Regions from separate parts of the Homo sapiens genome. Here all the other regions are linked to region 5. A link is a loop called in an ENCODE intact Hi-C map of the cell type or tissue named here. Cell type or tissue: PC-9. All regions are shown on one strand.

Region 1 (4,000 bases), 310 kb before region 5:
GCACACACGTTTACAGTTCCTCCAGGTGGGGGCTGGGGCTGCGCTGCCCAGGGGCCCTCCTGACCTCAGGCTGCCTGGGTTGGGGCCCAGCTCTGCCCATTGCTTGTGGTGCCACTAGGCTATCTCCTTTTTTTCTTCTACTGACTTCAAGATTTTCTCCATGTGAAGAGCTTTGTTCTCCACAGAGAATGTAGTCTGTATTTTCCCAAAAACTCGCGGTATCTTTACTAGAGTTGGTCGTGCCTCAGACCTATACAAATTGCAAAGAGTAGTGTCGGTGCAGACGCGTGCATTGCAATAGGATTGGAAACCAACAACAGAGAAAGAGAAATGGCTCATCTTACCTTTTCAAAAGCCTTTTAAATACCTTTGGTTCAAGAAAGAAATGAAAATTGGAACATACATGCTCCCTAATTAGGGGTGAGTGTCAGTGAAGGTTGTGACCTGCAGGCCCAGGAGGCCCCGTGGACCCCACTCACTGTGTGGGGGAAGCTGCGGGGCCCCCACCCCTCTTGAGTCTTACTGGGGATGGGTGGTTCTGGGGGACCCTATGCTGATCTTTGTACCTGGGTTCCCACCTGAGGTTCTGCAGCTGCAGCCTGGGTACCTGCAGCATCAGGGGCCATGCCCTGCTGCCCACTCAGTGAGCTCTCCCACCCGCCTGCCCCGGGCCAGGCACCGCTCCTGCCTGGGTGGGGTGTGGGGCTGAGGGAGGCCATTGGTCCAGCCCCTGTCCTGTTTCCTGCTGACTTTTCGCCGGAGTCGTCCCTTTTGCTGCCAGTCAGGCCCCCTGCTGTGGCAGTGATGTCCTCCTCTGCCTTGGCTGGCTGGGCCCGCCGTACCTCCTTGCTGTCGAGTGTCCTGGGAGCATGTCTGTGAGGCAGATCCTAACGTATTTTTCAAATACTTCTGGAGACACAAGAGGGGATTTTGGCCCATTATAACTGGCACATTTCTGATGCTTTGGGCTCTTCCTGCCTCTTATTTTGTATTTCGTATTTATCTTACCTTTTGTTTGTTTGTTTGTTTTTTGAGATGGAGTCTCGCTCTGTCACCCAGGCTGGAGTGCAGTGGCGCGATCTGGGCTCACTGCAACCTCCGCCTCCTGGGTTCAAGCTACTCTCCTGCCTCAGCCTCCCGAGTAGCTGGAGTTACAAGTGCCCACCATCACGCCCGGCTAATTTTTGTATTTTTAGTAGAGACGTGGTTTTGCCATGTTGGCCAGGCTTATCTCGAACTCCTGACCTCAGGTGATCCACCCGCCTTGGCCTCCCAAAGTGCTTGAATTAGAGGTGTGAGCCACTACACCTGGCTGTATTTATCTTACTTTTAAAAAACCCTTTATTTTGATTGATTGATTTATCATGGGTTATGTTTGTTTAAATTTTGTTTATTCTCCTTTGTTCTCCCCATACCGCCTTGGTTGAAGTTTTCATATCAGCCCTGGTCCCGCTGCAAGCTTGGCCCACGGCCTCCACTCCCGCCCGCCACCCAGCCTGCCAGGTTTGGTGGAAATCTGTGAATGTAGCTTCCGACTGTTACTGTTTTGGTGAAGTCTTGATTGCCTTTCTTAGAAAACTGCAAAGATGGAAATAAACTCACGGGCCACCCTTCCTGCCCGCAGCGACAGTCATGTTCTGCGAGGACTCTGTCTCCTCTGCTTGCCTCCGTGCACCCTGCGAGGTCACAGGCCCCTCCTTTGGTTTGCTGGGGACACGCTGAGACTGTATTTAGAGAAAGGGTCTGGGAGAGAGAAACTCCTGCCCCTTCCCCCTGGGATGGTTGCCAAGGGGTTGAGACAGGCACCCCATGGAATGTGGGGAGCATCTGCTCCGGGTCCACCAGCAAGAGACGTTGAATGCCAGTGTGTTTTGATCTCTGTTTTTAAAATCTCAGGCCTTTTGGGATGATTTCTTTGATGTTCTGAAGCGACGGTTCTGAAATGCCGCTAGGTGGGGCTCTCTTCATTGACCTGATGAGCCTTTCGTTTGGGACGCGTTTCTCAGGGAAATTCTTTTTCTGTTCTCTTGGTCTGTTTTTCCTAGTATAGCACGCATAGTAAAGTGCATGAAATGTGCTGACCTTCCATGAACCACCTGACAAATCCACATGAGTCAGGCCTGCAGCAGCTCAGAAAGCACCTGCTGCCCACTGGCTTCACTTGGTTTTCTGCTTCATACAGTGGGAATCATATAGAAAGGAATTTAAAAAAAAAAAAAAGACTTGTAATTTTTAGAGCATTTTAGGTTCACAGCAAAATGGATCGGCAGAGAGTTCCTGTAGACTCTGAGCACCTCCCACCACACAGCTTCCCCTGACCCCGTCAGTGCCCCCCTCCACTGTGGTGCACGAGCTGCAGTCAGCCGCCCCACATCGACTCATCAGGATCACGCAGGCTCTGTCCACACACCCGGGCTCAGGATCACGCAGGCTCTGTCCACACACCCGGGCTCAGGGTCACGCAGGCTGTATCCGCACACCTGGGCTCAGGGTCACGCAGGCTGTATCCACACACCCGGGCTCAGGATCACACGGCCTCCACCTCACACCTGGGCTCAGGATCACGCAGCCTGTATCCACACACCCGGGCTCAGGGTCACACAGGCTGTATCCGCACACCTGGGCTCAGGATCACGCAGGCTGTATCCACACACCCGGGCTCAGGATCACACAGGCTGTATCCACACACCCGGGCTCAGGGTCACGCAGGCTGTATCCACACACCCGGGCTCAGGATCACGCAGGCTGTATCCACACACCCGGGCTCAGGATCACACGGCCTCCACCTGCACACCTGGGCTCAGGATCACGCAGCCTGTATCCACACACCCGGGCTCAGGGTCACGCAGGCTGTATCCACACACCTGGGCTCAGGGTCACGCAGGCTGTATCCGCACACCTGGGCTCAGGGTCACGCAGGCTGTATCCACACACCTGGGCTCAGGGTCACGCAGGCTGTATCCACACACCCGGGCTCAGGGTCACGCAGGCTCTGTCCACACACCTGGGCTCAGGGTCACGCAGGCTCTGTCCACACACCTGGGCTCAGGGTCACGCAGGCTGTATCCGCACACCTGGGCTCAGGGTCACGTGGGCTGTATCCACACACCCGGGCTCAGGGTCATGCAGCCTCCACCTGCACACCTGGGCTCAAGATTATGCAGCCTCCACCTGCACACCCAGGCTCAGGGTCACGTGGGCTATATCCGCACACCCGGGCTCAGGGTCACGCGGGCTGTATCCGCACACCCGGACTCAGGATCACGCAGCCTTCACCGCACAGCCGGGCTCAGGATCATGCAGCCTCCACCTGCACACGCAGGCTCAGGATCACACAGCCTCCACCTGCACACGCGGGCTCAGGATCATGCAGCCTCCACCTGCGCACGCGGGCTCAGGATCATTCAGGCTGTATCTGCACACCTGGGCTCAGGATCACGCAGCTTCCACCACACACCCAGGCTCACGCTGGGCGGTGCGTGTTCTATGGGTTTAGATGAATGCGTAGTGACGGGTAACCACTGTTACAGTTTCATACAGAGTGCTTTCAGAGTCCTAAAGATCCCCTGAGCTCCACCCATTCATCCCTCCTTCCCCAGCCTCCAGCAACCATTGATCTTTTCACCGGCGCTTGGTCATGTGGTCGTAGAGCTGGAGTTGCACACTGTGCATCCTTTCTCTGTGCAGCCTGTCACTCAGCCATGGGCATTTAACTGTCCTCCAGGTCTCTGCACAGCCTGTGGCCTCTTTCTCTTTAGTGGTGAGTAATATTCCACCGCCTAGGTGCGCCACAGTTGATTTATCCTTTCACCTGCTTGCTGAAGGGAATCTGGGCTTGGGCGATTATGAGTGAAGCTGCTGTAAACGTCACGTGCAGGTTTTTCTGAGTGATTGCTGGGTGGTGTGGTGAGAGTATGCTGAGTTTTGTAAGAAACTGCCAAACCCTTTTCCAAAGCACCTGAGCCATTTTGTGCTCCCAGCAGCAAGGAAGGAGAGCTCC
Region 2 (4,000 bases), 510 kb before region 5:
TGGCCGTGCTGGGCTCAGTGGCCATTCCTGCCCTGGGCAGACCTGGCATGGGGCTGGCATGGGACAGGCTTACCAGACAGGCACCTCCTGTCCTCCAGGCCTCACCTCCAGCCCCGAGCAGGTGGGAAGGCTGCGCAGTTCCTCCTCTCCCAGAGCAGACGTGGCAAGGTGTGGAAAGAGGGAAGAAGGGGGCTCCCTCAGCCAGCCCTGCCCCCAGCGGGGCTGCACCCCTGCCTGGCTTCCACAGACTGGCCAGATGGGGTGCCCCTGACCTCCCTCCCCTCTCTTGAGGCTGGGCCTAGTACCCAGCATCCTACAGCCATAGCCCAGGAATTCCAGAGGCTGGAATTCCAGCCTCCCCGCCTGGCAGCTGGACCCCACATCCCCACCGGAAGCCCATCAGGCGCTGGGAAAAGTGCTGCCCATACCTGGCCGTCCTGGTCCTCCAGCCTGCCCTTGCCTGTGCCCAGCCCTCCACGGTCCAGAGCTAGGGGCCCACGGCACTGGGTGATTTCCTCACATCCACCTCTCAGGCTACCGCCGGCCCCCAATAAGCTGGACCCAGGGCCGGGAGGGAGGTGTGCCCCACCAAGTCCTGTGGAGGGTCAGGGTCAGGGGCGCTAGTCCCAGCTGTGTGGAGTCCGAAGGGGTCCAGGAATTAGGGAAGACCCTGGGAGCAGGGGTACCCAGGGCCGATGCTGCGGTCACTGGCTGGGCAGGGCCTGGAGGAAGGGTGCTGGGGGTCCCGGGCAGGGGCCAGAAGAAGTGGAGACAGGGGTAGCTGCAGGCTGAGCTGGCCCCACAAAGATGCCTGGCTGGGGGCACCAGTGAGGGCCCCACCAGCCCAGGTTGGAGTGGGGGATACCTTGGAGGGACCTGGCCAGGAGACACGGGAAGACTGGACAGTGGGGGTACAGACGGGGAGCGGCACAGCTCGGTTCAACAGAGCGCCGGGGTGTGAGCTTAGCCCCATGGGGCACCAGGGCCTTGTGGATCCCTGGACTTGGTTCCCAGGGGTTCTGAAGGGGAGGGATGGAGCAGATAGCATTTCAGAGCCGCCTCACTGGCCAGGCATAGGTCCAAGTAGAAGAGAGTGAAGGTTGAGGGCAGAGCAGCCCCCAAGGCAGGGACAGAGAAGCAGGCACGCCCAAAGGCAGAAGAGCCCATTCCAGATTCCCCTCCCTTTTAGGGGATATCTGGGTCTGTGGGCACCCAAGGGAGCACCTGGCTGGCAGGCGGCTGGGAGGGCATAGCTTCCTGGAGCTGGAGACACCAAGCGAGCCCTGTTAGTGCCGTGGGCACCCAGCCAACCCCAGCAACACCGCCTAGCGACGCAGTCCAGACAAACAGTAGCAACAACCGCCCCGGTTTCCATGACAATGACTTGGAAACAAACACGGCAGGCAGGCGTCATCCTCAAACCGGCCCCGCAGGAAATGGTCCTGCCCCAGCCAGACCTGGGGTCGGGGGTGCTGCTGTCCCTGGCGGGGTCAGGGGCTGATCTCTGGAGGAGACCCCTTACCCACATCATCCCCGCAACCGACCCTGGAAGGTCTTCTGGCACACAAATCCCCCACCGCCGCCCAGGTTTTAGAGAAGGGCACACCACCCACCACTCTCCTCACGACATAGTTTCCACTGGAGGCTCCCAAGGGAGGGGGGTCCAGCTGAGCCCTCCAGTCCCCCCCCCGCCCCCCGCCCCGCCAAGCTGAAAGCAGGAATTTCCCATGCAACCCTGGGAGCCCGCAGCAAGGGCGGAGACGGGCACTCCGGAAATTCTCAGTTCTCCCGAAACAACCCCCCAACACACACAAGGAAGCCTGGGCCTGGCAGGAGGGGATGAGAAGGGGAACCATCCCAGCCTCTCCTGTGAGCAGGGGTCTGGAACCTGCCTGATCCTCCCCTCTGCCTGGGGTTGGGGACTGGCCGTCCCTTCCGCAACGTCAGGCCCCGGGGGTTTTGGCTGAATTCCAGGTGGGAGGAGACCGCACTGGGTGCCTGGCTGGAGGGCAGCTGTGGTACGGCTGGACCCCGGAGCCAGCCCAGGCCCCGCCAGGACATGGATGGCTGCTCTCGGGACAATGGGCTCAGCATCCAGGCTCAGCTCCGTCTGAGCCCATGGGCTGGAGGGTGGCCAGGCAGGGAGCTGTGCCAACGGCTGGGAGCAGGGAAGAGGCGTAAAGCCCCGGCCACCCTGTAGCACTGGGGACAGGGGCCTGGAGGTGGCCAGGTCTGAGTGCCCCTCACTGAAGGAAGGGCCAAGGCAACTTCGGTGTGGTGCCAGGAGCAGAGGAGCATAAACCAAGGTGGGAAGTCCAGATGGCGCCAGGACAGGGCTCAGCCACTGGGGAAGGTCTCCACGTTTCTGCTCTGTGCTGCCAGAATGGGACAGTGCGCCCTCTAGTGGGCACCCGAGGAGTGGCGCACAGCAAAGGCGGGGCGCGGGGGAGGGGAGAGCTCCTTGGAGCCGCCAGCGCCCCTGGCTGAAAGGGCAGAGCCTGGACCATGAAGACGCCAGGGGCGAGTCGGTCATCACTAAAACCTTCACCAGAACACTTGGGCAGGGATTCTGTCCCTGGGCCACACCCAAGGCAGGCCTGTCCACAAAAGCCTGTCCATCACCCTATGGACAAAAGCTGGAAACAGCCACGCTGAGCCTCTCCAGTCCTTGCTCTGACCAGAGCCCCCAAACCCTCCTGCGCATCCCAGTCCAGTCTGGGGCTGCCAGAGACCTCTGTCCCACCCGACCTTCGCCGGCTTCCCCATTCTCTGCCCAGGACCCCTCCTCTGGTCCCCGGCCCCCTTCCCTCCTCAGCCACACTCTGCTCTCAGGGCGGACCCCTCCTGCGCTTGCCAGGGTCCACACACCCAGGCAGCTCCGGGTTCTCAGGCCTGCTGTTGGTATTTTCAGGGTTCTAGGTTCAACTTTTCTCCAAGGCTCTGTCCTCCATGGACCCCACCCTCACCTGACCCTGGCCAGGACCCTGGCCCCGGAATGCCTCCCACCTTCCTTACCTCCCCACAGCCTGGCGTTCTTACTGCCTCCCCATCTGGGTGGGCACCACCACCCAAACCGGAGACCACGCTCCCCGCCCCCATCCCTCCCTCCTGCTCAGAAACATCCCAGGGCCCCACCTCCCACTATGACCCCCAGGAGAAGAGCCCACCCCCACTAGCAGCCAGGCCCAGGGGTGTTGGCTGGGAGCACGCATGGACCGGAGAAAGGGACCCTGGTCTGGGATTTGCATCCATCCCACAAGCAGAGACAATCCTGCAATCCTCAAACCGTTTATTGACAGCACAAGGCTCAACAGCAGGTGAGCCACGTGAGGGTGGCGAGCGCTTGCGAGGCAGTGTGGGCACCAGGCAGGGGATCCCGGAGGGAAGCCCTCTGCCAGGGACATGGTGAGGGCGTGGCCATCACCCACGAAGGGAGCATAAATAACACTGGCAGGTGGGTGGGCAGCAGGAGAGGGAGAGCGGACAGCGCCACGGGGACACGCAGGGTCGGCGGGAAAATGCTGGGACAGGGTCACACGGGGATTCGGACACGCAGACACAGAAGGGATCATGGGACGCCCAGAGGATGCCAGAGGGGGCAGACACACCAGAGACTCGGGGATGGGCATGGTGCTCTGCCCGTGGCTGCCCCTCCTCCAATACTCGCCCTGGGCTTGCAGGCAGGACTGGGCGGCTGAGCACTCTCCCAGCAGAGCCAAGCAGGGGGGCCCCTGCAGGGTCTGGGGCGCAGGTGAGCCCACATCATGAGAGCCGCTGTAGCCTAGGGCTGGACCTTGCCTTCGGGGTCCCGGTCATAGATGTAGCTGCCCACCGCACCGGTGTTCACTCCTGTGGAGGGAGGCCGCTGGGGTGGGTCGGGGGAACAGTGGAGGGAAGGGGAGGGCAGGGAAGACATCGTGGACCACCCTGGCTACACTCACCCTTGGGTCCGAAGAGGATTCCATAGCAGGGCTTGTGGCAGTAGGGCTGGCCGTCGTGC
Region 3 (4,000 bases), 120 kb before region 5:
AGGAACCTGCGGCAGGAGCGACAAGGCTAGGGGTGGGTGGGGGCCCTGGCTCACCCATCCCAGCCCCCCACACCAGGGGAGGGAGCATCCCTGGCCTTCGGGAGCTGTCAGGGCGGAGGCCATACGGGGATGTGGTGGGGTGGGCCAGCCCATGAGACCCCTCTGGGCTCTGGGTCTGGGTGGGAAGTGGTCTGCCTGGTCTCTGGGCCCAGGGTGAAGGGACAGGTCTCAGTTTGTGAGTTTGTGGTCCCCTGCTCCATCTCCTACCCTGCTTCGCGGGCAGTGGGTTCAGGGGGGATCTGGGAAGCGGGCTTGAGCCTGCTCAGGGCGGGGCAGCTGGGCCCCCACTCACCCCAGGGGCTTGCCAGCAACCTGGGCAGGGAGGCTCGTGTGCCCTGGGACTCCTGGTTCTGCAGCGAGTCCCTGCAGACCTGGGTCCCCCAGTGTGTCTGCACGGCAGGACCCCAGCTCCCTGGACTGTCAGTCCTTAAGGCTTCTGCGGAGTCCCCCATCCTGAGTGCCCAGCGCCGTCGGGGTGGGGGGTTCCCTGGGGTTGGCTGACCTGGCTGGCCCTCCTTCCTGGGCTCTGCTGTCACCTGAGCTGGGGGACTTCTTGGCCTGGAGGGTAAGCCGGGGACCATCTGCTCTCAGGGCACAGGCCTGCCCTTGCAGGGCGCTGAACCCACCACAACTCCCTCTAGCCCCCAGATGGCAAAGCACTCCTTGGCAAGGGCTGATCAGGGGAGGGGACAAGCTGGGCCAGCCAAACCTGGGGCGGGGGCCCAGTGTCCCCAGGGACTGGCATCTGAGACCTCCACTGTTTACACAACACCACACCCGAGGAGTGGATTGCCCAGAGTATGCGTGCGCGCACACACTGCTTCCAGCATACACACGATGCACACTTGCATGAGCACAGGGTACACACACATGTTCACACCAGCACTCACACACAGGCACACACCTTCACACGTGGAGGGCACACAGCACACTGCCTTGCATGACATGCACGCCCATTCACACCACTGTGTACAGCTCAGCCTGCCTCGAGCTCCCAGCTGGGTGCCCTCTGAACCTCCAAAACCCACAGCATGATGGAGGACACTGTGCGGGGAGTGGTGGGGGCTGGGGGCTGGTGAGTAGACGTGGCTCTGTGGTGTTGGGGCCTCTGGGCCTCAGTTTACCTTCCATGCAATTGTAACAACCATTTACAAGACACTTTGAATCTCAACGAGCCATTCTGAGATGGCCGTTAGCACCCTTTGCAGAGATGGGGAAACAGGCACAGAGCATTTGGTAATGTGCTCAAGGCCCTGGGGCAGGAGCTGGACAGGGTCTGCCCCGGGCTGTCTCTGGTGGTTGTGGAGTGAGGGGAGTTCACATCTGCCTGGGTCCGGAGCACAGAGGGTACTGCTACCTCCAGGCAGGCTGCCTGGGAGGGGGAGGGACACGGACAGGGCGGGCTCCAGCAGGAGGAACGAGGTGGGTGTGCGCCCCACCCCCGTGGAGGGAGCCTGTCCTCCCCTCGGCCCCGCTGGCTGGGGCCGGCCAAGAGCAGAAGAGGTCACAGGCCGCGGCCGGCTCTCCTGGGAATTCCAGGCGCGTGTGTCAGCGCGCTCGGCTTCGCCCCCGCCCCCAGCCCTCCGCCCGGGCTGGCGGTTTGGCAAAGAGAACTAGATTCCCGAGGGGGCGAGGGGCGGCTCCCAGGGCCTGGGACCGGGTTGGGGACTCAGGAACCCTTCTCCTCCGCCCACTCCTCCACTCCCAGAAGAGAGGTCCTGGCGGGAGCGGGTCCCCTCTCGACCTCCTTCCAGATGGCTCGCCATTTCTCCAGGGAGGGGGCTGAGGGAGGGCTTCATGGGGAGGGGAGCTCTGGGGCCCCGGGTGCTGGCACGTGCACCCGAATTCTCAGCACCTCCCTGCCCTGCCCGCAGGCAGGCTCGGTGAGGTCCCTAAGGTCAGGAATGATGCTTGTTTCTGCGCAAACCTCTGCCCGAGGACGGGCGGTGTCTGGAACCTGGATACGAATTCCAGTTGTGTCTCGACTTTCGAATCTGAAAAGTGGGAACAATAGCATCACCCACCTCGGGGTGATTGTGCAAATAAAAGAGCCAGAGGCGAGGCCAAGGGCGATCTGCCTGGGAAGCGGGCCGGCGCCCCACTAAGGCGCGCGTGCGTGCTGGGACCCAGGAAACCCAGCGCTGGGCCAGCTCTCCCGCCCCCGCCAGCTCGCCCCGCGCCAGCGCCCCAGCCTGCCTGGGCTCGCTCCAGCCTCTGCGGGGGCTCCTCCGGGCCGCGCAGACGCAGCCTCCCCGCCCGCCCCGCCGCTGCTCCGCCAGCGGCCTCGACAGGCCCAGGCGCGCTCCAGCCTGCGGCGGCATGAAGGTGGGCGCGGATGCCGCCGCCGCGAGGCTGCCCGCCTGCCCGGAGCCTGCCCCGCCGGGCGGGAAGGGCCAGGGAGGCTCCTGGCCGGGGGCGGAGATTGAAGGGTACGGTGCGGGCAGGAATGCTCTGGGCTGGGGGTTGGGGAGGCGCGGAGGGGACTGGGTGGTTCCCGGCCTGGGGGGAGGGGACAGGGAACTCGGGACCGAGGGGTGGGGAGCTGTGAGTCTCGGTTCTAGACCAGGGAGGGAACTGGGGAAGAGAATCCTGGGGATCGCTAGGGGAGAGGAGTACTTCTGGACCGCGGAGGCCACGCGAATCCTCCAGGCCCCCAGGGCGGGCTCCCCCGTCCTCCCTGCGCCCGTGGGCGCAGCACGCCCATTTCCCTGCCTGGGAAACAAAGGCCCCAGGTCTGCAGTGCGTCTGATGGCGGGGAGGAGACTGTGGCCGAGGGAGCCGTGTCCGTGGACGGCGTGCTGAGGGTCCCCCGCGCAGAGCTGACTGCACCCAGGAGAGAAGCGGCCCCGAGCGCAGGAGCCGAGGTTGCGGGTAACACCACCTCCGGGCTGCTGTCTCGACCTCTGCTGCTCTCGGCGCACTCCCGGGCGCGGGCGGGGGAACTGGAGGTCGGATGCCCTGGAGCGCGGGCCGGTCGGGCGCAGCGCAGCCGCAGCCACCAGGCGGCAGGGCAGCTCCGGGACCGGCGGGGCTGGGGACGTGGTTGGGGGAGCTGAGAAACACGTCTCAGTTTCTTAGGTCCGCCAGTCTCCTGGCCTGCACAGCCCGTCCCAGGAGCAGCCCGGTGGGGTCGCAAGTGGGGACCCAGGCCCCTGACACCCTCACCTTATCCTGGAGAGACTGTGGCAAGAGGGGAACAGGGAGGCCGCTGTCTCAGAGATATCAGGTGGAAGAAGTTTCTGGTCCCTGTGCCTCACCCTGCACCCTGCCTCTGATGGGCTGTGTGACCTTAAGCAACTTTCTCAGGCTCTTTGTGTCTCAGTTTCTTCTAAGAAAATGGGAGGTGGGCTGGGCGCGGTGGCTCACGCCTGTAATCCCAGCACTTTGGGAAGCCGAGGTGGGCGGATCACCTGAGGTCAGGAGTTCAAGACTGGCCTGGCCAACATGGTGAAACCCGGTCTCTACAAAAATACGAAAATTAGCCGGGCATGATGGCGGGTCCCTGTAGTCCCAGCTACTTGGGAGGCTGAGGCGGGAGAATCATTTGAACCCAGGAGGCAGAGGTTGCAGTGAGCCGAAATTGGGCCATTGCACCCCAGCCTGGGTGACAGAGTGAGACTCCATCTCAAAAAAAAAAAAAAAAAAAAAAAAAGAGAGCGAGAGAGAGAAAGAAGAGAAGATAAAATGGGAGGTGGGACGGTGAGAATTCCCAAGCTGCAGGGAATTGTCCCCCAGAGAAACAGGCTGTGGGAAGCTGGGTCTCTCCGGAGGGGAAGAGGAACTGAGCACCGGCCTGTTAGAGGAGGAGGGGCTGGTGAGCCTGGGACCCTGCAGGTCAGGGCCCAGCCATCGGGTTTGGATCTGGGCAGTGGGAGTGTACCTCCCCCACCAGGGCCTGGCCACCCCCCTAGAGTCCATTTTAGCTCTTGGGGTGCCATTG
Region 4 (4,000 bases), 60 kb before region 5:
CCCAGTACTTTGGGAGGCCAAGGCAGGCATATGACCTGAAGTCAGGAGTTCAAGACCAGCTTTGCCAACATGGTGAAACTCCGTTTCTACTAAAAAATACAAAAATTAGCCTGGGCATGGTGGCGGGTGCCTGTAATCCCAGCTACTCAGGAGGCTAAGGTAGGAGAATCACTTGAAACCAACAGGTGGAGGTTGCGGTGAGCCGAGATGGTGCCATAGCACAACAGCCTGGGTGACAGAGCGAGACTGTCTCAAAACAAAAGAAAAAACAAAAAAAACCCACTTAGGAACTTGACAGTTGCAGGCCGACCCTCAGGCGCTGCATTTTCCTTGACGTAATTGTGCACAGAAAGACCATATTTCCATTTTATACAAACACTTGCAAACAGAGGCATCATAAAACCAAACGGGGGCCCAAGAGGCGTTGCTTTCCTTGGCTTTCCTCATTCTTAGATGATTTGTTTCCCACATTTTTTTCTCAAAAGGAGGAAGTGACCTGTGGCCTAGCAAGTGTCATGGGTCAAACTGTGCTGGTTGCGGGTGGGACTTCACAGTGTCACCACGAGTCATTGCTGCCCTCTCACGTGTCTCAATTTCTCTCTCCGGAGGTCTAAGTGTCTCAATTTCTCTCTCAGGACGTCTAAGTACCTCCAGAAGGGCTCAAAGTGCGGAGTGAGCCACTCTTACATGCGCTTCCTGGACAACCTTTTAAACTAATTTTGTTGGGGGTTTCCTGTAGGACCGTCGCACATCGCAGCGGGTCAACCCCCCGGACACTCCTGCTTGGCCCCCATTCACCCAGGAGCACCTTTCCACTGGGAAAAGCAAAATGTCCTTTCTTTTTGGAGCTGAGGAAACTCAATCTCTCATTTACCTATGAAAACAACAGTTGAGTTCCTCATGCAAATGTGCATACAAGGCAATGGAGAAGACCCTTTAAAATGCACCTCCGAACTAGAATTAGGATCCTAAACAACAACTTCCCAGGGGGAAAAAATCCCAGCCAAGACCACTTCCTATAAACTGTCCTCAGCCACCCCTAACTTTGTAGCTCTCGCCCACCATGATTATAAACGCCAAGCTCAAATCCTCTCATAGCGCAAGGTCATCTCTGGTACCCCCACAAAGCCAAAGAATACAGGTAATGTAGCAGGAGCCAGAGCCTTAGACCCAGAAGGACCTGTCCATGACTCTTGAAACGCCACCAAGAAAACAGAACACCCCAAAAGGGGTGAGTGGTGCCATTGTTCTGAGTTCTTTACAGGATTTGAGTCATTAGACACCTCTAGATTTTTTTCTTGGTACTGAAGTTGGTGAAGGGGAAGGAGGAACAGGGTGGAAGAAAAGTAAGACAGGAAGCAAACATGGAAACCGAGAGCGCGACCGGGAGCGAACGCGGAAACCGAGAGCGCGACGGGGAGCGAACGCGGAAACCGAGAGCGCGACCGGGAGCGAACGCGGAAACCGAGAGCCTGACGGGGAGCGAACGCGGAAACCGAGAGCCTGACGGGGAGCGAACGCGGAAACCGAGAGCCTGACGGGGAGCGAACGCGGAAACCGAGAGCGCGACGGGGAGCGAACGCGGAAACCGAGAGTATGGTTTTGTTTTGGTTTTCTCTTTTGCATCTGTGAGGAATTTTAGGTAATTCAGAAAGTCCTTGTTCCCCATAATTTGGAATTCTCATTCGGATTTGACCAAGGCAGGTAGAGTGGGTCAAATCTAATGGGAGAAAGACCGGAAAACATTTTTTTAAAAAAGATCCCAACAATATGATTACTGAGCACTCTAATGGTAAAGAGAAACTGAGACCAGCTGGTTGTTAATCATAACTTTAGCCAAGACGAAAACCCAATTAAGCTACTTACCTAGGAATGGGTCTCAGGCTGAAGACTGCCATCTTCCATTCTAGAAGCAGGGGAAAACTCAAATTTGCCTTCCCTGTTGAAAGCAGGCTCGAACTCCGGAAAGGAGTTATCTGCCTTCCACCGTCATGGAAGCAGGAAAACTTGCCTTCCTTGTTGGAAGCAAGTAAAACTCCAAAAAAAGGAGTTGTGTTACAAGAAAGGGGTCCCGATCAAGACCCCAAGAGAGGGTTCTTAGATCTCGCACAAGAAAGAATCAGGGCGAGTACATAAAGGGAAATAAATGTTGTTAGGAAAGTAAAGGAATAAAAGCATGGCTACTCCGTAGACAGAGCAGGCCTGAGGGCTGCTGATGGCCCGTTTTTATGGTTACTTTTTGATGATATGCTAAACAAGAGTGTATTATTCATGCCTCCCCTTTTTAGACCATATAGGGTAACTTCCTGACGTTACCATGACATTTGTAAACTCTCATGGTGCTGGTGGGAGTGTAGCAGTGAGGATGACCAGAGGTCACTCTTGTGGTCATCTTGGTTTTGGTGGGTTTTAGCTGGCTTCTTGACTGCAACCTGTTTTTAAATCAGCAAGGTCTTTATGACCTGTATCTTGTGCCAACTTCCTAGTCTCATTCTGTGACTTAGAATGCCTTAACCGTCTGGGAATGCAGCCCAGTAGGTTTCAGCCTCATTTTACCCAGCCCCTATTCAAGGTGGAGTTGCTCTGGTTCACACGCCTCTGACAGTTGCACAGAAAAATAAACTGTAGATCTCAACCAAATTTTGGGAGATCTGGGATTCTCTGGAGGGAGGGAAGCTCCCAGTCTTCAGCAAATTGTCCTATTGGTTTGAGCCGTAAAGAAAGCTCAAGCTGGTACCAATCACTGATAGATTTGTTGAAGGTCAGGGTCACCTCCACTCAGAGTCTTTTTTTTTTTTTTTTTTTTTGTGAGACAGAGTCTCGCTCTGTCGCCCAGGCTGGAGTGCAGTGGCGCAATCTTGGCTCACTGCAAGCGCCACCTCCCAGGTTCACGCCATTCTCCTGCCTCAGCCTCCCGAGTAGCTGGGACAACAGGCGCCCGCCACCACGCCCGGCTTATTTTTTTGTATTTTTAATAGAGACGGGATTTCACTGTGTTAGCCAGGATGGTCTCGATCCCCTGACCTCGTGATCCGCCCGTCTCGGCCTCCCAAAGTGCTGGGATTACAGGCGTGACCCACCGCGCCCGGCCTCAGAGTCCTTTCTGTTGGTTACCAAATTGGTAAACCAAAACGTATCTGAGGCTGGGTGCATGGCTCATACCTGTAATCCCAACACTTTGGGAGGCTGAGGCAGGTGGATCACCTGAGGTCAGGAGTTCCAGACCAGCCTGGCCAACATGGTGAAACCCCATTTCTACTGAAAATACAAAAATTACCCGAACATGGTGGTGGGTGCCTGTAGTCCCGGCTACTCAGAAGACTGAGGCAGGAGAATCGTTTCAATGGTCTGGAAAGGTGGGACAATTCAAATCGGGAAGGGGGCTTCTAGGTGATAGGTAAATAAGAGACAAAAGTTTGCATTCTTTTGAGTTTCTGATTAGCCTTTAATTGAATACACAATTTATAGGAATAGTCACTTACGCCTTAGTCCAGCTTAGTGAAACAATAGGGCAAAGAAGCCATCAGCTGTGCGTTTGTCTCACCGGAGCAGAGGGAGGACTCTTGAGTTCTGCGTGTCTTTTGTCCACAAGGAATTTTCTGTGGACAAATTTTGAGGGAAGGACATAGCTTTTTTATGTTTGTAGCTATTTTATTTAGGAATAGGATGGGAGGCAGGTTTGCTGATGGAGTTCCCAGCTTGACTTTTCCCGTTGGCTTAGTGATTTTGGGGTCCTGAGATTTATTTTCCTTTCAGTTTCTGTTATTGCAGCCAATCTGTTGGCTCTGTTACCCAGACTGGAGTGCAGTGGCACTATCTCAGCTTAACTGCAGCCTCGACCTTCTGGGCTCCAGCGATCCTCCCACTTCAGCTTGAGTAGCTGGAACCACAGGCAGGCGACACCATGTGATATAGTTAGGCTTTGTGTCCACAACGAAATCTCATCTTGAATTGTACTCCCCATAATCCCCACGTGTCAAGGGAGAGACCAAGTGGAGGT
Region 5 (4,000 bases):
GAGGAAGGATCCACCCATTGTTCAGTCAACAAATGTGAATCCCATTTTTGTGGCCAGTGCAGCCTTAGGGGGCACAGAAGGGCCAGAGAGGGCTCCCTGGAGGACAACTGGCCCAATGGAGACCGGGACTGGTCATGAAAAAGAAGCGGAGGCAAAGCAGCAGGAGCCTGCAGAGGCTGAGGGCGAAGTCAGGGACCTGCAAGTTGTTCAACCCAGTGCATCTGGGACGGGGTGGGGTGAGGATGGAGAGGTGGCAGCGTCAGCTGCTGGAGGGAGGGCTTTGTCCTGAGGGCACCGGGGAGCCCCATAGGTCTTAGGGCAGTTTTGGTGGGAAGGAAGCTGCTCCGTGGGGGATGTGGAGGCCAGGTTAGCTAAGGGAGCTTAGCGGAGGCTTAACTGGACACACAAGGAGGACGGGGCATGCTCCTCTGCTCCCCTCCACCCGCTCTAAGGGTGACGGGATCCCCAGCCACGCTGCGAGCTTGAGGGTGTCTCCACCAGGCCCCACCTGCACTCAGCCTGGGCCTCCAGATTTCCCTTTATTTTTCTTTTTTTGGAAGTCATCGGCTGGCCGGGAGTCAAGGCCTTCCTTGCTCGGATAAATATTTAATAGTCAGAAGCACTTTCTAAAATGGAAACATGGAGCTGAGCCCAGGAGGCAGGGGATGGGGAGGGGCTGGGGCGGGAGGCGGTACTCCCCCATCCCCGCACCCCACAGAGGCCAGGCAGAGGTTTTTGCAGCCACCGCCCTCCCCTCCCCTCCGGCTGCGGGTCCCTGCCCTGCCAGCTCTGCTGCGCACTCGGACCTGCTGACCCAATGTGTGCTTGTGAGGGTGGGAGTGGCATCGGGGCCTCCTCTCTGCAGAGCTCTTGGGAGGGACTCCTTCCTGCAGGGGTGGCGGTGGTGGGAGGCTAGGCAATTGCCCAGGCTGTTCCAGGCAGGAGTCCGGAAAGGGATCTCAAGCCACACCCCTGCCTGGACGCTGCTGAGGGTATAGCCAAGCAGGGGCAGCTGGGGGTACCCGGGATGTGGCAGGGGCAGGACACTTGGGGGACCCTTACTGGGCTATGTCCGTGTGAGCCCTGCCGGCTGGAGGGGCTGTCAGGTGATGGCGCCTGGGTGGGCAGGAGGCCCCATGACTCACCCCCACCAGGTGGAATTAAGGCCCCTTTGTTTAGGGCCACAGCCTTCGGTCCTCGCCCTGCTCCTGCTGCTTGGCAGGCCTGGCTCCTGGGTGAGCCAGCACCGCGGGCTCCTTGGTGACACACGCCCTGAGAATGCCGAGCTTCACGCCTTGGCCTCCTCCCGGCTGATTCACCATCCGCTGCCCTCAGCCCTCCCTGGCCCCCGCCAGCAGCCGAGTTCCCATGGCGACTCCTAGCTGGTCCTGGGTCCTAGCAGCTCTGAGCCAGGACTAGCTGTTCAGTGCGCATCACGGGACATGCCGGATGGCCTAGGTCTCAGGGTCTGTGATGTGGTGGCTTAGCAGAGCCCCTGCTTGCCGTCCCTCCAGCTGATCAGACACCTGCCTGACCACTGAGTCCCACCACGTGGTGCCAGGGGTCCGGTAGGTGGGGCCCCCGGGAACTGAGGCAGGTGAGCAAGGCCCTGCCCAGCACCCGCCTGCTGGTGGTCAAGTGTGCCTCTCTTGGGACTGGGTAGCAACAGGGGCAGGTGTGAAGCATGGCTCTCCAGCTCTTACCCTTCCCAGTAAGTGGCCCCCTGAGCCAGAGCCCAGGGCCTCCAGCCTGACCCCATCCCTTGCTGTGTGTCTGCACCGTGCTGTGGGCACCCACCGCCAGGGGCTCTGGAGCCGAGGGCTCGGTTCTGAGTGCCTGGCGGGGGAGCAAGTCCAGGATCTGAGCTGGGAGGGTGCCCCAGGCAGAGCCAGTGGCACGTGCTTAGAGTCTGGAGAGGGCCTGGGGCAGGGTGTGGTGCGTTCCCATGGCTGTCCGCGTTGGGGAGGGTGCACCAGGAGGAGATCTCCGTCATGTGTTCCAGGGCTTGGCGGACCACACTGGCCGCACTGCAGCGAGGGTCTGGGAAGGGCTTGCGTGGCCAGCGCTGTGGCCAGCTGTGCAGGGCACCTCCCTCTGGCTGCTGTGAGGTGGGCGTAGCTGGGGTGGGGGCCCCAGCAAAGGCTCTTGCGGGGGTCAGTGCTGTGTCTGGCATGACGGCCCCGCTCTGTGCCAGCGTCTCCTTCCTGTCCCACTCCAGCAGGCTGGGCCTCTGGGTACGGCGCTGACTCAGCCAGCCCTGCCCTGCCTGGCTGAGTGTGGGTGTCAGGTGGTAAACAGTAAACAGCGTTCCCAGGTGAGAGCTGTCTGGGAGTGTCCCTGGAGCAGACGTGGCCAGCTTTCCTGCCTCCGTGTAAATAGAGTCGTTTTCTATCTTTGTGACCGTTAGGTTTTTGTGTCAGCCTTTTTAGGGTATTGCAATGGGGGGAGGCCCAGAAGGGGCCTGGAATCAGGTCCCCACCTTTCAGGCCTGAGGAGCCCCTGAGGCCTCTCCCACCCCATTTGCCGGCAAGTGCCCCTGCCCTGGGGCTGGGACAGAGCCTTCCCTGCCCTTGAAGTCCTCTGGCCTACTTGAGGACCCCTTCTCTGTGTGCCCACCTCAGGCCACCCTGGCATCCCGTGGCGGGGGCAGCCCTCTCAGCTGCACCTTCCCACCTCTTCCCATGCCGTTGGGGCCTGGTGCAGGTGCAAGCCGTTCCATCGCTGACCTCCCAGGCTGGGTCTGACCCCTCGCTGCCCCTAAGGCCTGGGCTGGGCCTCGGCTGTGTGGGCCTGCTCCAGACTGCCTGTTGGAGGCACGTCCACACCCAGGCTATGGGCACAGGGCTGGCACACTGGGATCCCAGGGGGGCTACACGTAGCACAGCTGGTTGAGTCCTGCTGGAGCCTCCTGGCTGCCCAGAGCAAAGAGGAGTGGGGGCTAAGGGCCCAGGGTGCAGCAGGGTGAGGTGACCAGGAGGTGGGCCAGGCAGCTGGAGCTCTGGATAGTGGGGGACTTGGGGTCATGGGACTCAGGTGTTTCTCAGCCACCACTTGTATTGAAATGACGGGGAAGGATGGGAGGCTTGTTAAAAAAAAAAGCTAGGCCAGTGCGGAGGCTCACACCTGTAATCCCAGCAGTTTGGGAGGCTGAGGCAGAAGGATCACTTGAGCCTAGGAGTTTGAGACTAGCCAGGGCAACACAGGGAGACCTTGTCTCTACAAAAAATTTAAAAATTAGCCAGGCGTGCTGGTGTGTGCCTGCAGCCCCAGCCACTTGGGAGGCCAAGGCGGGAGGATCACCTGAGCCCATGCGTATGAGATCAGCCTGGACAATATGGTAGGATCCTATCTCTACAAAAAATTTTTAAAATTAGCCAGGTGTGGTGGCGTCACCTGGAGCCCCAGCCACTTGAGAGGCTGACACGGGAGGATGGTTTGAGTCCAGGAGTTTGAGGCTGCAGTGAGCCATGATCGCACCACTGCACTCCAACCTGGGTGAGAGAGAGACCCTGTTTCAAAAAATGCTGCTTCCTGAGCCCCACCGCACCCTGCTTACCAGATACCCTGGTGCTTCGAGGTGTGGTGGCCGCTGTGAGTTTGGGCTGAGCGGGCTGAAGGGAGGCCAGGGTCGGCTGCCCTGGGGGCTCAGGCAGGTGGCAGATGACCAGGCCCCAAGGTCACTGGCCCAGTGACCATGGGGGCAGGCCCTTAGGCTATGCCTCTCCTCCCTTCTGGGCCAGCCTCTGTCCTGGCCCCCATAGGGAAACTGAGACACAGGGTTTGTGCAGAGCCTGCCTAGGAGGGACCTGCCTCAGGCCTGTGTCTGTCCACACAGCAGGACCTGGCGCACACTAAGGCACTCACCAGACTGGGCTGGCTGTGTGACTCAGAGCGGTCTGTTCCTCTGCAGTCAGCTGCTCAGGCTGGGGGTGGGCACTCAGGGTGGGGTCCCCAGCTCCAAGAAGCTGAGTGAGTGTTGGGGGCTGGCCAGGCTCCTGGC
Region 6 (4,000 bases), 230 kb before region 5:
CACTCATGCAGCCACAGAGCTTTCCTGGAGTTTCCTGCCCTCTGCCAAGTCCAAGTCACCTTTGCCCGCATGCCAGAGGGGAGGGCAGGGCAGGGGCTGAGGGCCACGTGGGCTGCTGGCTGCTGGCTGCTGGCTGCTGAGCTAGAGTCAGCCAGCCAGAGAGAGGACGGAGCTGGCAGCCTCAGGGGCACACGTGTGCAGGCATGTGACCATCCACAGAGAAATGCATAATGCCCTTACGTACGTGTGCCTGTGCACACCTGTGAGTGCCCTTCCATGCACACCACACCCTCCTACATGGCCGCTATTCATGCACACCCAGTACGCGTGTACACGTACACACATTCATCCGCACACACGTCTGCTCGCACCCATCCCACCACCATGTGCACGGGCTTGAGCGTGTGTACCCAGACCCACACCTGGATGCACAGATGCTGAGGGCCGGGAGCCTCTGGACCAGCTCAGGGTGTCGGGCCCGGTTGGGGCAGACAACTGGCCGCAGTCCACACCCACATGGTGGCTGAGCCCTCGGACACTTGTGGGCCTGTGGGTGATCTTTCTAATTTTTAAATTTCTTTTTGAGATTGAGTCATGCTATGTTGCCCAGGCTGGCCTTAAATCCCTGGGCTCCAGCGATCCTCCTGCCTCGGCCCCCAGAGTAGCTGGAACTGCAGGTGTGAGCCACCGCACCTGGCTGGGGATGCTCATGGTAGTTTCTCCTCACAGGGGCACTGTGACAGGGCCCAGGAGTCACCAGGCCTGCCCCTGCAGCCACTCCCCACAGATGCAGCGGGGAGGGATGGTCTGGGGGCTTGTGTCTGGTAACTCCAGCACCTGATGGTCACCCAGCCCACACCAGTGCTGTGTGACCTGGCACCTGCTCCATCCCTCGGCCACAGAGTGGGGAGTGAGGTGAGCTTCCTGGCAGTTCGGGGAGTGAGGCAGCGCCAGGCTGGGTGAGCACTCCAGCGTGACCCCCCCACTGCCCAGGCCCCTGGAATAGGGGACAGCAGACAGTCCCAGGCTCCCCCAACCCCCAGGTGCCTTCTGTTGCCCACGTCTGCCCCTCTGCCAAACAGGCCCCTGGTCAGCCCAGCCAGGGTGGGTCAGGAATCCTGGGCCTGGGCTGAGCATTACTGGGGCAGCAAGGGACACCTGCAGGGTCTCTCACTGAATGAGAGGTTCTGCGAGGGCAGATGCCGGGCAGCCCCTGAGGATGCCCCCACCCCTCCCTCTGCCTCCTGCTCCCCATCCCCCACCCCTCCCTTCACCTCCCCCCCATCCCCTCCCTCCACCTCCCAGCCCCTCTTTCCACCGTCTGTCCCCCAGTGTCCTCCAAGACACTGACAGAAGCCCTCTTCTAGGCCTGCTGCTGCTCTCTGGTCCTGTTCCAGGTGGGGCAGGGGCTGCTGCATGAGGAGCTGCTGGGCCTGGGGCCAGAAATGGGGGCTCTTTTGTCACTGTCTAGAGTCTGAGTCTGCCACCAGGGACTGCCACCCGCTCCCCTGGTTTGAGGGAGTCGGGCAAAGGAGTGTGGAGCACGCCCTTCCCAGCCCCCACAGCTGGGTGATGGTGGGTGGGGGCCGCCCTGTGGTTCTCCCATGGAGCTTGGAGGTGGTAGCGAGACACAGCAGGCTGACGTGGACCCGCTGAGGGATGGGCACCCGGGATCCAGGCTCCTGCGGGACCGGCCTGCCCAGTGTGTCCGGGAGACTCGGCTGGCCCGCCCCCTGGCGGCCACGGGCGGCACCATCTGGAAGCGGACATTTATGTTCTTGGGACACTTGGCCTTTTCCCGGGTGATGAAGCCCACCTTGCACCCCATCTGGTGAATCCGGAGGCCACGAAGATGCCTTTATGTTCTTAATTGTTGTATCAGGTCTTTGTTGAATCTTGGAGCCCTGCCTGGCTGGTGGCCCCCAACCCCACACAGCAAGGCCTTCTCGCCTTCCTCCTCGGTCCTTCCCTTTCAGGGTCTGAGGACCCCTTGGCCAAGACGGTGGAGACAGGCTCGGAGGAAAAGTAACCCTGAGCCTTGGGGGCTTCAGGAGATTACCTGCCCCTGCAGCATCCCAGTCCCTGTCCCAGTCCTGGCACCAGAGACCTTAGTGGGGCCCTGGACACACCCCAGGCCTGAACATCCCAGCCTCCTCTGCCTGGGGTCTAAGACCTTCACCAGCAAGGTGAACAGACGGCTGGAGGCCTCAGAGTGCAGAGCTCTGCCAGACCCACCTGCCACCTGTGACTCTAGAAAGCCCTCAATCCTGCCTTCCCCTGCAGGACTGGTCCCCAATTTCTGCATCTCCAGGGGCATCCCAGGACCATCTGGGGAAGCAGGGCATGCACACGCCCTGAGGCAGCCCCGCTTCGAGTCCCCTGTCTTGTGTGAGGACAGATGGCCCTTCTCAGGCCTTGAGTGCCAGGACCCTCTGCCCTCTCCAGCCTAGGTGCGCCTGCTCCAGGGCCAACACCCTCCAGGGTCCCTTGGCTGTCCGCCCCCACAGGGCTCAGCCACCCTGCAGATGTACCCTGGCCTCTTGGGAGGCACCGAGGGGGGTCGGTTGCCTCCGTCTCCAGCCTGTACGGAGTCCGGGCCCAGGACTCTGCGTCCTTCCAAGCTCTGATGCTGTGTTGAGCCCACTGCCTGCATGGTTCTGGCCGGCGGCTTCCTGGGCCGTCAGTAACTGTCCCTGCAGCCTGTACTACGTGTCTGGAGGACTGGCAGGTCCCTGGGGAGACCGGGGCCTGGGCTAGGCTGGTAAGAGGTGGCGCCGGGGGCAGGCCCCAAGGCTGCAGTCAGTGCCTGAGGCTGGCCCAGGCCCTTCAAAGGGGCCGTGGGCGGAGGCAAAGAGGAGGTTCTGTGTGGTTTTCCTGCCCGGAGAGGAACCTGGCTCAGGAAGCCATTGTCCCCACACAATGAGCACGGCTGGAACTGTGAAGTCAGGGGCGCTAGGCTGGGGGACCCAACCCTGACCTCAACCCGACTCTGTTCCATCACTGATGCCCCCAGGACTGACACCCCAGCTCACCCTGGACAGGGAGGAGCCACAGCTGGGGTCGGGGCACTCCTGAGCAGTCCGGGGGGCCTCGATTGGGGAAGTGCCCGCAGCTCAGGCCCGCTGACAGGCAGGGAGGGAGCGTTACATGTACCCACTTAACAGCAAAGCTGGGACCACAGAGGCCCAGGAGGCCCTAGCTGGACTGAGATTGGGATAGGAGGCCGGGCAGAAGGCCCAGTCACACCTGCCCAGGGGAGGCAGTGCCCACTCTGCCAGACGATGTGGGGACCCTCCTTTCCTTTGCGGCCGGGGGCCTCTGCACCAGCCCGACTGAGTCATTGCTGCCTCCCTGTGGACAATAACGTTGTCTGCCAGGTACCCGCCTTGGTGGAGCCTGGGAAAATGACCCCAGCCTAACCCGGCCGCCAGCACACCTCGGGGGCTGGCCCCCATGGCTCTGCTCCAGCCTTGACCACCCACCCATTGAGCTGAGTTGGCCGCTGTGGGGGTCCTGGGCGGCAGTGCAGGGCCGGACTGCAGGTGCCACAGAACCTGGCAGGTGGAGGCGGCACTGTGGGCTGAGGCTGAGCTAGGGTCAGCACCTGCAGGCCACAGCCTCGCCTGCCTGGGGTCCAGGAACACACATGCTGGGAGACATGTACCCAGCATGGAGACGATGTTCGAGCTTCTGTCTCTGTGCTCTGCCCCCGCGGCGCCCGGAGGATGGGGAGTGGCTGCCATCCCCACACAGCCCACCCTCCAGGCCTCACCCCTTCGGACTTCCCCTCCCACAAATCCCTGACCGGAGCATTCCCTCCAGCTGCACGTGGGGTTCTGGAAAATGCGTGTTTCTCATGCATTTGTTCATGGATTCACTCAGCAAGCGTGGAGAAAGCCTGACAGCCAAGTGCGTGCGCAGAGTCGGCGAGGATGAAGCAGGGAACCGGGAAGTGCTGCCCACAGGCCAGCGCCCCTGTCCTTGTAGGGGAGATGCGCTT

What was found. Peaks named below come from ENCODE experiments on the same cell type or tissue, not always from the same donor. Only the 100,000 strongest peaks of a DNase experiment are listed, where the experiment ranks them.
Region 1: a loop joins it to region 5, with 6 times the contacts of the local background. A loop is called at or near these places in 3 of 110 quality-filtered maps.
Region 2: a loop joins it to region 5, with 6 times the contacts of the local background. A loop is called at or near these places in 5 of 110 quality-filtered maps.
Region 3: a loop joins it to region 5, with 10 times the contacts of the local background. A loop is called at or near these places in 42 of 110 quality-filtered maps.
Region 4: a loop joins it to region 5, with 5 times the contacts of the local background. A loop is called at or near these places in 106 of 110 quality-filtered maps.
Region 6: a loop joins it to region 5, with 5 times the contacts of the local background. A loop is called at or near these places in 3 of 110 quality-filtered maps.

Annotation. Positions count from the first base shown.
Region 1 is chr14:105,279,965-105,283,964 of GRCh38, reverse strand. The region is part of intron 2 of BRF1 (BRF1 general transcription factor IIIB subunit); the gene reads left to right. Among named protein-coding and RNA genes, the nearest start is that of BRF1, 19 kb to the left of the region's middle. RefSeq lists an enhancer at 397-938. In PC-9, CTCF peaks have their summits at 1,734 and 1,933 (motif pointing right); no DNase peak of the experiment used is centred here.
Region 2 is chr14:105,479,435-105,483,434 of GRCh38, reverse strand. It overlaps CRIP2 (cysteine rich protein 2), which reads right to left. Exons shown (of 8, transcript NM_001312.4): 7 at 3,942-3,999; 8 at 3,273-3,849. The coding sequence ends at 3,782. Among named protein-coding and RNA genes, the nearest start is that of CRIP1, 5.5 kb to the left of the region's middle. RefSeq lists enhancers at 1,019-1,338, 2,119-2,228, 1,897-2,618 and a silencer at 2,359-2,508. In PC-9, CTCF peaks have their summits at 2,174 and 2,375 (motif pointing left); DNase peaks (open chromatin) are centred at 1,324, 1,944 and 2,434; H3K4me3 peaks cover 699 bases; H3K27ac peaks cover 1,654 bases.
Region 3 is chr14:105,085,997-105,089,996 of GRCh38, reverse strand. No RefSeq gene overlaps it. Among named protein-coding and RNA genes, the nearest start is that of LINC02298, 6.2 kb to the left of the region's middle. RefSeq lists silencers at 2,111-2,440, 2,951-3,220. In PC-9, a CTCF peak has its summit at 3,013 (motif pointing right); DNase peaks (open chromatin) are centred at 1,626, 1,946 and 2,986; H3K4me3 peaks cover 1,917 bases; H3K27ac peaks cover 2,243 bases.
Region 4 is chr14:105,031,057-105,035,056 of GRCh38, reverse strand. It overlaps LOC124903398 (a long non-coding RNA gene), which reads right to left and starts at 2,200. Exons shown (of 2, transcript XR_007064368.1): 1 at 1,867-2,200. RefSeq lists an enhancer at 946-1,447. In PC-9, no CTCF peak of the experiment used is centred here; a DNase peak (open chromatin) is centred at 2,476; H3K4me3 peaks cover 568 bases; H3K27ac peaks cover 2,535 bases.
Region 5 is chr14:104,970,651-104,974,650 of GRCh38, reverse strand. All of the region lies in intron 1 of AHNAK2 (AHNAK nucleoprotein 2), which reads left to right. Among named protein-coding and RNA genes, the nearest start is that of AHNAK2, 5.7 kb to the left of the region's middle. In PC-9, CTCF peaks have their summits at 1,572 and 1,775; DNase peaks (open chromatin) are centred at 1,250, 1,920, 2,260 and 3,880; H3K4me3 peaks cover 1,747 bases; H3K27ac peaks cover 4,000 bases.
Region 6 is chr14:105,200,892-105,204,891 of GRCh38, reverse strand. No RefSeq gene overlaps it. Among named protein-coding and RNA genes, the nearest start is that of NUDT14, 22 kb to the right of the region's middle. In PC-9, CTCF peaks have their summits at 1,542, 1,742 (motif pointing left), 3,141 and 3,348 (motif pointing left); a DNase peak (open chromatin) is centred at 111.